3 separate regions of the Mus musculus genome follow, and all the other regions are linked to region 3. The links are chromatin loops, found by intact Hi-C in ENCODE. Cell type or tissue: heart. All regions are shown on one strand.

Evidence for each region. A loop is a pair of places that touch in the nucleus more often than their neighbours do. Peaks named below come from ENCODE experiments on the same cell type or tissue, not always from the same donor. Only the 100,000 strongest peaks of a DNase experiment are listed, where the experiment ranks them.
Region 1: it touches region 3 in a loop (2.9-fold over the local background); 2 of 42 quality-filtered maps call a loop at or near these places.
Region 2: it touches region 3 in a loop (2.0-fold over the local background); 3 of 42 quality-filtered maps call a loop at or near these places.

What each region holds. Positions count from the first base shown.
Region 1 is chr7:93,005,630-93,008,129 of GRCm38, forward strand. It overlaps the pseudogene Gm31663. Among named protein-coding and RNA genes, the nearest start is that of Fam181b, 73 kb to the right of the region's middle. In heart, a CTCF peak has its summit at 1,428; a DNase peak (open chromatin) is centred at 1,432.
Region 2 is chr7:92,740,128-92,742,627 of GRCm38, forward strand. It overlaps Rab30 (RAB30, member RAS oncogene family), which reads left to right and starts at 1,587. Exons shown (of 5, transcript NM_029494.2): 1 at 1,587-1,715. It overlaps 4632427E13Rik (RIKEN cDNA 4632427E13 gene), which reads right to left and starts at 1,332. Exons shown (of 2, transcript NR_015510.1): 1 at 935-1,332; 2 at 579-849. In heart, a CTCF peak has its summit at 1,409; a DNase peak (open chromatin) is centred at 1,494; H3K4me3 peaks cover 2,500 bases; H3K27ac peaks cover 2,398 bases.
Region 3 is chr7:93,078,625-93,081,124 of GRCm38, forward strand. It overlaps Fam181b (family with sequence similarity 181, member B), which reads left to right and starts at 1,255. Exons shown (of 2, transcript NM_021427.2): 1 at 1,255-2,361; 2 at 2,363-2,500. The coding sequence starts at 1,397. In heart, a CTCF peak has its summit at 1,298; DNase peaks (open chromatin) are centred at 1,297 and 2,067; H3K4me3 peaks cover 1,683 bases; H3K27ac peaks cover 1,540 bases; H3K27me3 peaks cover 1,441 bases.

The DNA of each region.
Region 1 (2,500 bases), 73 kb before region 3:
GCTGGCACTTTAAAGAAGTTACAACTAAAACGGATACTATGGTAAAAGTTGTTTGTGTAGCACATTTAATGTCAAAATTTCAGAATCATTTTTTTCTGATGGTAAATATATTAATGTACAAATTACTAAATGGAAATTGAAATCATAGCAAGCTCAAGTTAAGGGAAGCACACTTCTGTGTATTTCCACACTCTGGAAAAAACATAGTCTCAGGAACTGCAAAAAGTATATACCCTTCTGTGTCAGTCTGACACAAAAGCCTGAAAACAGAATTCAAGCTTTCCAGAGAAAGTATCATGACTCAGTTTTCAATCCACATAGACGTATTTCCTGTCAGCTTTCAAATGGTGCATGGAGCTGCAGGCTGACACTCAACTGAGAAGCATCAGAACCGTGTGTGTTTGTGAGACTTTCAGGGTCCTATATATAGCCCAGGCTCCACCGTTGGACCTTTTTCCCTCTACAGCTTTGTGCCACCAGGTTCAGTTTTCTTTGGTTCTCTGTTTTTAGGGAAATAATACAAGACTCACACATCAAGAAACTTATGTGACAAAGTAGATACAGCCTTTCAAACTGTCTCAATTTTCAGGTTTATGCATGAAGAATGCCTCTCATATTTTGTTTGAACACGGTCATAAAGAACTCACAACCTTAATTTTTCTTGTCTCCCTCCCTCCCAGCAATGGTGACCTAGACCGATGGTCAGGAGGTGGAGATACTGAAGGTCTCTCTGATACTCTGGTGGCAGTCAACATCTCAAGGGGGGCCCATCATTTAGATCTGTGATCCAGCACCCCATAGATCCACAGTCCTTACAGATAGTTCACTTGGTGGAAATCAGACACATGAAGCAATGGGTCTCAAACTTCTGTGGCAACTACAGAAGGCAGCCCTGAGTGACTTTTAAATATCACCATTTTTGCTTTCTCCTTTTAAGTTCCCTCCACCCACATACCCATTCACTTTTAAAATGTTTCTTATACGTGATTACTTTCTCTCATTTGTCATTATATTTGTTGGGCCAAGGCCAAGATACAAGAGAGTGACAGGGGTGGGCACAGACATCCCACCCAGGTGACTGCTCCGGCCTCACTGTCTTTGTGTCATCATGGCAGCTCACAGGCCATAAGATCTGGCATGGCTCCTCACTGCCTTTCACCAGAGGGAGAGCCCCTCTCCCAGCAGCAGGGAGGTCTCCTTGGTTCTGAGGCTGAAGTCTCTCTGGCCCATTGTAAGTCCCCACTCCTGCCACAAAAGGGAAAGCAGAAGCCGGGTTCAAAACGCTGCAGCTGCAGCTGATAGAATGTGGAATGCCAGTCCCGGAAACCGGGCTGCTTCCTGTGAGCTCACTCAGTGAGTGATTCTGAACTGGGCTGCCATAAAGAAGAAGGCAGAGACCTACCTGCCTGTTGCTTCTGTCTCCCTCCAGCTGTTGGGAGGTCAGTGTGCCTGGGCTGGCTGCTTTTGGAAAGTCCTTTCTTTATCTCTTTCCCACTTGGCAGCTCTCCTTAGTTCTGGGACATTTGCCACCATGGTACTGCCAGGAAGGAATCTGGCCTTGTCCTGTTCCATTTCTCTTTGTTTCCAAGGTCAGTTTTGTGGCAATTTACTTAAATTATGCCAGCTTAAGAAAATCACTGTTTGGTCTTTCACTTTAAATGGGAACAGGCTCGATGTTGTGGATAGTTCAGTAAAATAGACCTTTAAATTTGATGAGTAAGCTTTTCAAAGATCAGCATGTATTGCTTGTTGTCTTTAAATAATATTTTGTCTTCTAATAGTTGCTATCAGCATCATTAAAGCCTTAAGCCCTAGGATACAAAACAGCAGAGACGTGGGTACTTTCTCGTATGGCTTTCAGAAGACAAGCAGAATAATTCATGCAGCCGACATATTTGACATTAATAAATGGCAGAACCTTCCCATTTCCAAGGCTTGGAGCTTTCAGGCAGTTCTTACACTGAGACCTTTCTTCCAGGGGCTTTTTTCTAGGATAGGGAATAAGGTCAAATTCAAGTCTTTCAGGGACACAGGGAGACTAACAGTTTCTTCTCTGCCAAATAAGTTCTTTTCCTCCGCAGTTTCTTTTTTATTTTCTCAGTAAATTTCTTTTTACCTGTCTTAGGGAACATATAATGCTTTAAAAAAAAGTATACTCGGGCACGGTCATTTCAAAGCCAAAATCTCGACTAGGAGATTGCTGTTTCTCTTCCCTGGCTCCAGAAAAATCTGGGTCTTGCTGTGGAAGCCTTTAGTTCTCACTCTAATGAGCTGTCAATCGAAACAGTTTGGGTAGTGCTTTGTTTCAGCATTAAAGAACTGTCTATTGGGGTAGGCATTACAGTTAAGACAATACTAGTCTTTGTCTACTAAGAAGTTATATGATACAGCCATGGGGCTTTGATACAGGGCATTCTTATTTTTTATTTTAGAATTTTGGCTTTTTTTTTTTTTTTTTTTTTTTTTTACTTATTTAGAATCCTTAGAAAAAACTTTTGAA
Region 2 (2,500 bases), 340 kb before region 3:
AGTACCATCATCTCCATATATCTTTGAAGGTTCCTGTTGTGTTTTGGAAATTTAAAAAGCAGCCTGCCTAGCTTTTTGAAAGGAAGACCTACTGGAACTTTATTAATTTCTAACAGAGGCACCGTATATATTTTCACTGATGCAAACAGACCAGTGCTAGGGATACAATCCAGGGTCTTGACTGTGCTGTGGGAATCCTCACCACCGAGCTAGCCATCTCCTTCGAAAAGCTCAGGAGGGGAAAAATAAAACACTCAAATTACGCATATCAGCATTTTTAACTTTTCAGAGACCCTCAGTAGGTCTTTTGGCATCTTTCTATAGTGAACTTCAGAACCTGAAAAACAAACACACAGTACTGTTTGAGTTACTGGAGAAAAGGTGTTGAGATGCTGAGCAAATAGGCTCAAAAGTTCTTTAAGTATTCTGAATGTATTTTCATCGGTAAGGGTACCAAGTGGTTAAGGGAAGGGGATGATGTGTTAACTAACGTTATCTGCACGAAGATGTCACAACAAAACACATTATTTTGCACAATATAGGTAACAAAAGAAAAGGGAAGTTTTCCACAGTTATCAACTTCGAATATACGCAGTATTTTAGCACAGTTCATTTAGCGTTAGTCGAGAAAGACTGCTCACTTGCAGTCCCTTTTCAATGTCGTTTACGTTCGCTGGTGGGGTAAGAAAGGTTAGGTGCTAACTTCTTTTGGTAGATCCTTCCTTTGTCAGTTTCAGGGCCAAGCTCCACAACCCTTCGCGATCACATTATCTAGCAAAGGATTTCTTTGAGGCCCTTTGCAATTCACGACCGAACGAAAATTCAGTGGTGGGAGCAGGGGTCTGACACCTGAGGAAATGATCATGAGGGATTAAGAAAAATGACAAGGCAAAAAATAAATAAATAAAAATAACCTAGGTTTAGCTCCACTCACAGGGTGCACGCGAGCTTTTCGTCTTACAGGCGCGAGGCCCGTCGTCCCGAGTCCCCACACCACAACAAAGACACATTTTGCCCAGAGAGTCTCCCCAGGAAGTCTAAGGGTTTCTCCACGCTCAGTAAAGCGACTCCCTGTGTCCCGGGGTGGCGAGGCCTTGTGCAACCCCAGCGGGTTGCGGTTCACTCCGACTCGCGATGGCATTTCTGGCTCGACAGCCCTGAAGGTCCCCAGTGTAGCCTCCGTTCAGTCCTAGCCGGTGCGCGAGGCTATCAAGTTCTACATCCTAGCCTCACCATTCTCACCATGCCACCTTTCGGCTCCACGAGCCCCTCGAAACCTCGGCTCGCCGCAGCTCCAGGGCTCCAACATGGCGGCCGGTCCAGTTCTTCTCTGGGCGCTCTGACCAGAGCATCCTGGGTATTGTAGTTCCAGCTGTAGCCTCTACGTCGCTCCCGGACTTCAAAGGACTACAGATCCCAGAGTGCACAGCTCTGGAGCATGGCTATTGGGGCCGCTCGGACAGAGGGATGATGTCATTGCAAAACCCTACTGCATTCATTGTGCTACGGTCTATCCACCCCCCGCCCCCCCGCTGCTGCTGCTGGGCTCGCTATTGCCGCTCGCTCCAGCTGAGCCCTGAGTAGCAGCAGGACCAGGGCAGGGACTGACTCCAGTCCTTGGACTTAGGACACCGCAGCACCTTCTCTTGCGTGCGTGACTCATTCGTATATCATTTCTTTTTATGCCTGGGGTGGGGAGAAAAATCCCAAACCAGGTGAGTTGAAGTGATTTATTCAAATCGTTTTCCCAAGTTATCCCTCCCGCTTAGTTCTCAAGGCTTTCTTTTGAGAAGATGGGGCCGGGAATGGGGGTATGGATTCGGGAGGTTCTCACCGGCGCTGCTAAGAGCTAAATAGCTCTGTGCAATTTGGGTCACTGCAAAGAACAACTCCTGCAACCTGCCCCCGCCAGAGGACTGGTGCCTGCCAATTTCCTTGCTTCAACTCCCTTTAACCTTTTTAAGGCTAGGAGAGGGGGCTGGGCTGGGAAGGATGTTGGGAAGTGCACTTGGAAAACACGAGGAGGGCAAAGGTGGGGGACTGCAGTCCTGTCATTCCACGACCCCAGTGCTGAGGTTTGAGTGGGAAAGGGTGATGTGTGGGGAGAAATGGAGACAGTAATTTAATGTGGCCGTACTTCTTGAGAACATTTGTGTCGCTTGGACTAGCACACACTATTTTTAAGATGAGCAGGTTTCTCTTGAGTCGCTTAAGTTTCGTAGGGCTTTATTTTATGTTTGTATGTTTGTGTCGTTTGTCTCGCCTTTTCCTGCTGATTTGAGGTGACAGTGTCCTTTAATGGTGCACTCCGTGCCAGTCAGAAATATTTCACGTGTCTAGGGAAGGATCTCTTCGGCTGCTAGAAGCTGCATTTTTGTTAAGCGTTTTCATTTTTTTGTGTTCTCCCGACTGCGGGATTCGGGATGGTTTGGAAGTAGAATTTGTGCTTGTGTGAGTGTTTTAAATTACATCGCGATAGGCTCTTGCCACTGACAATGGT
Region 3 (2,500 bases):
CAGTGACCTGCACCATGATAACTAAGAGAACTTTGTTGTGTGCACGAGGCTTTTCTATTGTGGCGTCAGTTAATCCTCATGAATACTGTGATGGAGAAGACATATCAAGGAGTGCAGCCATCTCCACGGGTCTCTTCTTTCATAGCAAATGCTCTATGTGCCCAGTGAGGTGGGCAGCCTCACTTGTGTTGTGATGTAAAAAAGCTAACCAAAGCAGAGCATGGTGAGATGGTCTATCCAAAGCCATGTACCCAACAGAGCAAGGATTTCAGTCCCAGGCTGTTTACTGGATAGGCTTAAACTAAACCAAGACCAAGTCTTTTCTCAGTGACCTTTCACGATGGACCGCGTTGTTCATTTTCTCCACCCCAAGAAGAATGAATGTCTGGTTGAAAGTGTCCTAGGAAACGTGCAGGTGATCACTCGACTACAGCAGCACTGCGTGGGGGGCAATCTACGTGGCTTCAGAAGTAGAAAACCTAAGAGGCCAGAGCTGTCTATACACCCGGGACTCTCTCCCATCAAGAAGTGGCTCAGGGAGACTGACTTTTTTCTTATTTGACCTTTGGGCCAAGGGCTGGCTTTGACTTAACTTTAAGCTAGTAGTAACTTCTACCAATCCAGCAGTAGAAGCAAGAACATCAGACTTGAGGGTCCTGGGAAAACTGATCAGAATCTTAGGATCAGAAGTAGAGTTTGAAGATTCAAAGAGACAGGGCCAAGAGAATACAGATTAATCAGTTTGGGAATGGCTTTCTTTTCTGACTGTACTAGATGTGGCTATGGCCAATTCTCCGAACTTCTCAGAAGTCTAGTTTCTTTTGCTGAATGGTAACAAAACATGTAGTTCATGAGGCTGTTGGACAGGATTAAATGGCATAAAGTCATTAAATGGGCAATGACCAGTACAGAGCGATTCCAGGAGCTGGTAGATGGTGGACCTCACTGCTTCCAAAACTGGAATCGAAACCCAGATTTGTGAACTCGCTTAGGGACAGTGTCCAGGGCCAGGGTGTGGTTTTACAGAAGCCTAGCTGGGGTTGGAACACAGGCTTTCTCCTCACCCCTGGCGATTGAGGCCAGTCAAAACAAATGCCCCGGGGCACAGGGAAAGGAAAGGGTTAAGGTCTGAGAAAGCTCGGAAAACAAGAAAAGCCCAAGTTTCCCGCCCCCTTTATACCCACTACCAAAGCCTGGCTACGTAAGCCCCTCCTCTCCGCTACCGGGGCGGTCGCCCTGCACTCCCTCCCTCCGCCTCTGGCTTACAAGATCTAATGAGCTCCCCCGGGAGGCTGAGCCGTGAGCCTGGGTCGGAGCGAGCAGACAGCGCCTCGCCTGGGCTGGAGCGGGCCGGGTGCGCACGGGCCGCGCTGCGGACGGCCGGGGAGCCGCAGCGATGGCGGTGCAGGCTGCGCTGCTCAGCTCGCACCCCTTCATACCCTTCGGTTTCGGAGGCTCCGCGGACGGGCTGGTGAGCGCCTTCGGAAGTCTGGACAAAGGCTGCTGTTTCGAAGACGATGAGAGCGGGGCGACCGCGGGAGCGCTGCTATCGGGGTCCGAGGGCGGGGACGTGCGCGAGGCCACCCGCGACCTGCTCAGCTTCATAGACTCGGCGTCCAGCAACATCAAGCTGGCGCTGGACAAGCCAGGCAAGTCTAAGCGGAAAGTGAACCACCGCAAGTACTTGCAGAAGCAGATTAAGCGCTGCAGTGGCCTCATGGGGACTGCACCTCCGAGACCCGCGTCCCCGAGCGCTGCAGATGCTCCAGCCAAACGGCCTCCGGGAGCCCCGACCGTCGCGACCCCAGCGCACTGTAAGGCCGCCCCGCGGAGGGAGGCGACCCAGGCTGCAGCTGCCGCCAGCCTGCAGAGCCGGAGCCTGGCTGCTCTTTTCGACTCTCTGCGCCACATCCCCGGGGGTGCAGAGACGGCTGGCGGTGCGGAGGCGGTGTCAGTCCCGGGCCTCGGAGCAGCAAGCGCTGTGGGAGACGGGGCGGGCACCGCGGTGAGCTCAGTGGCTCCCGGCACCAGGAAGGTCCCGCTGCGTGCCCGAAACCTGCCCCCGTCCTTCTTCACTGAACCATCCCGGGTGGGCTGCGGCGGCGCCAGCGGCGTCCCATCGGGCCAGGGCGTGAGTCTGGGTGACCTGGAGAAAGGGGCGGAGGCCGTTGAGTTCTTTGAGTTGCTGGCGCCAGACTTCGGCAGTGGCAACGATTCGGGTGTCTTGATGGCCGCGGACCCTCTCGATCCGTTCCCCGCCGGAGCCACGGTCCTACGGGGACCCCTGGAGCTGGAGTCAGGCCCCTTTGAGCAGCCGGCGATGGTGGGGAACCTACTATACCCCGAGCCCTGGAACACCCCCGAGCTGTCCTCAGACCAAGAAGCCTCCTGTGGCTGGCGTTCGCGGCGGCGTGACCTTGAACGAGCCTGTGCGCCTCCTGTACCCCACAGCCTTGGACTCTCCAGGTGGGGAGGACGCGCCAGCCTTGTCTTCTTTCAC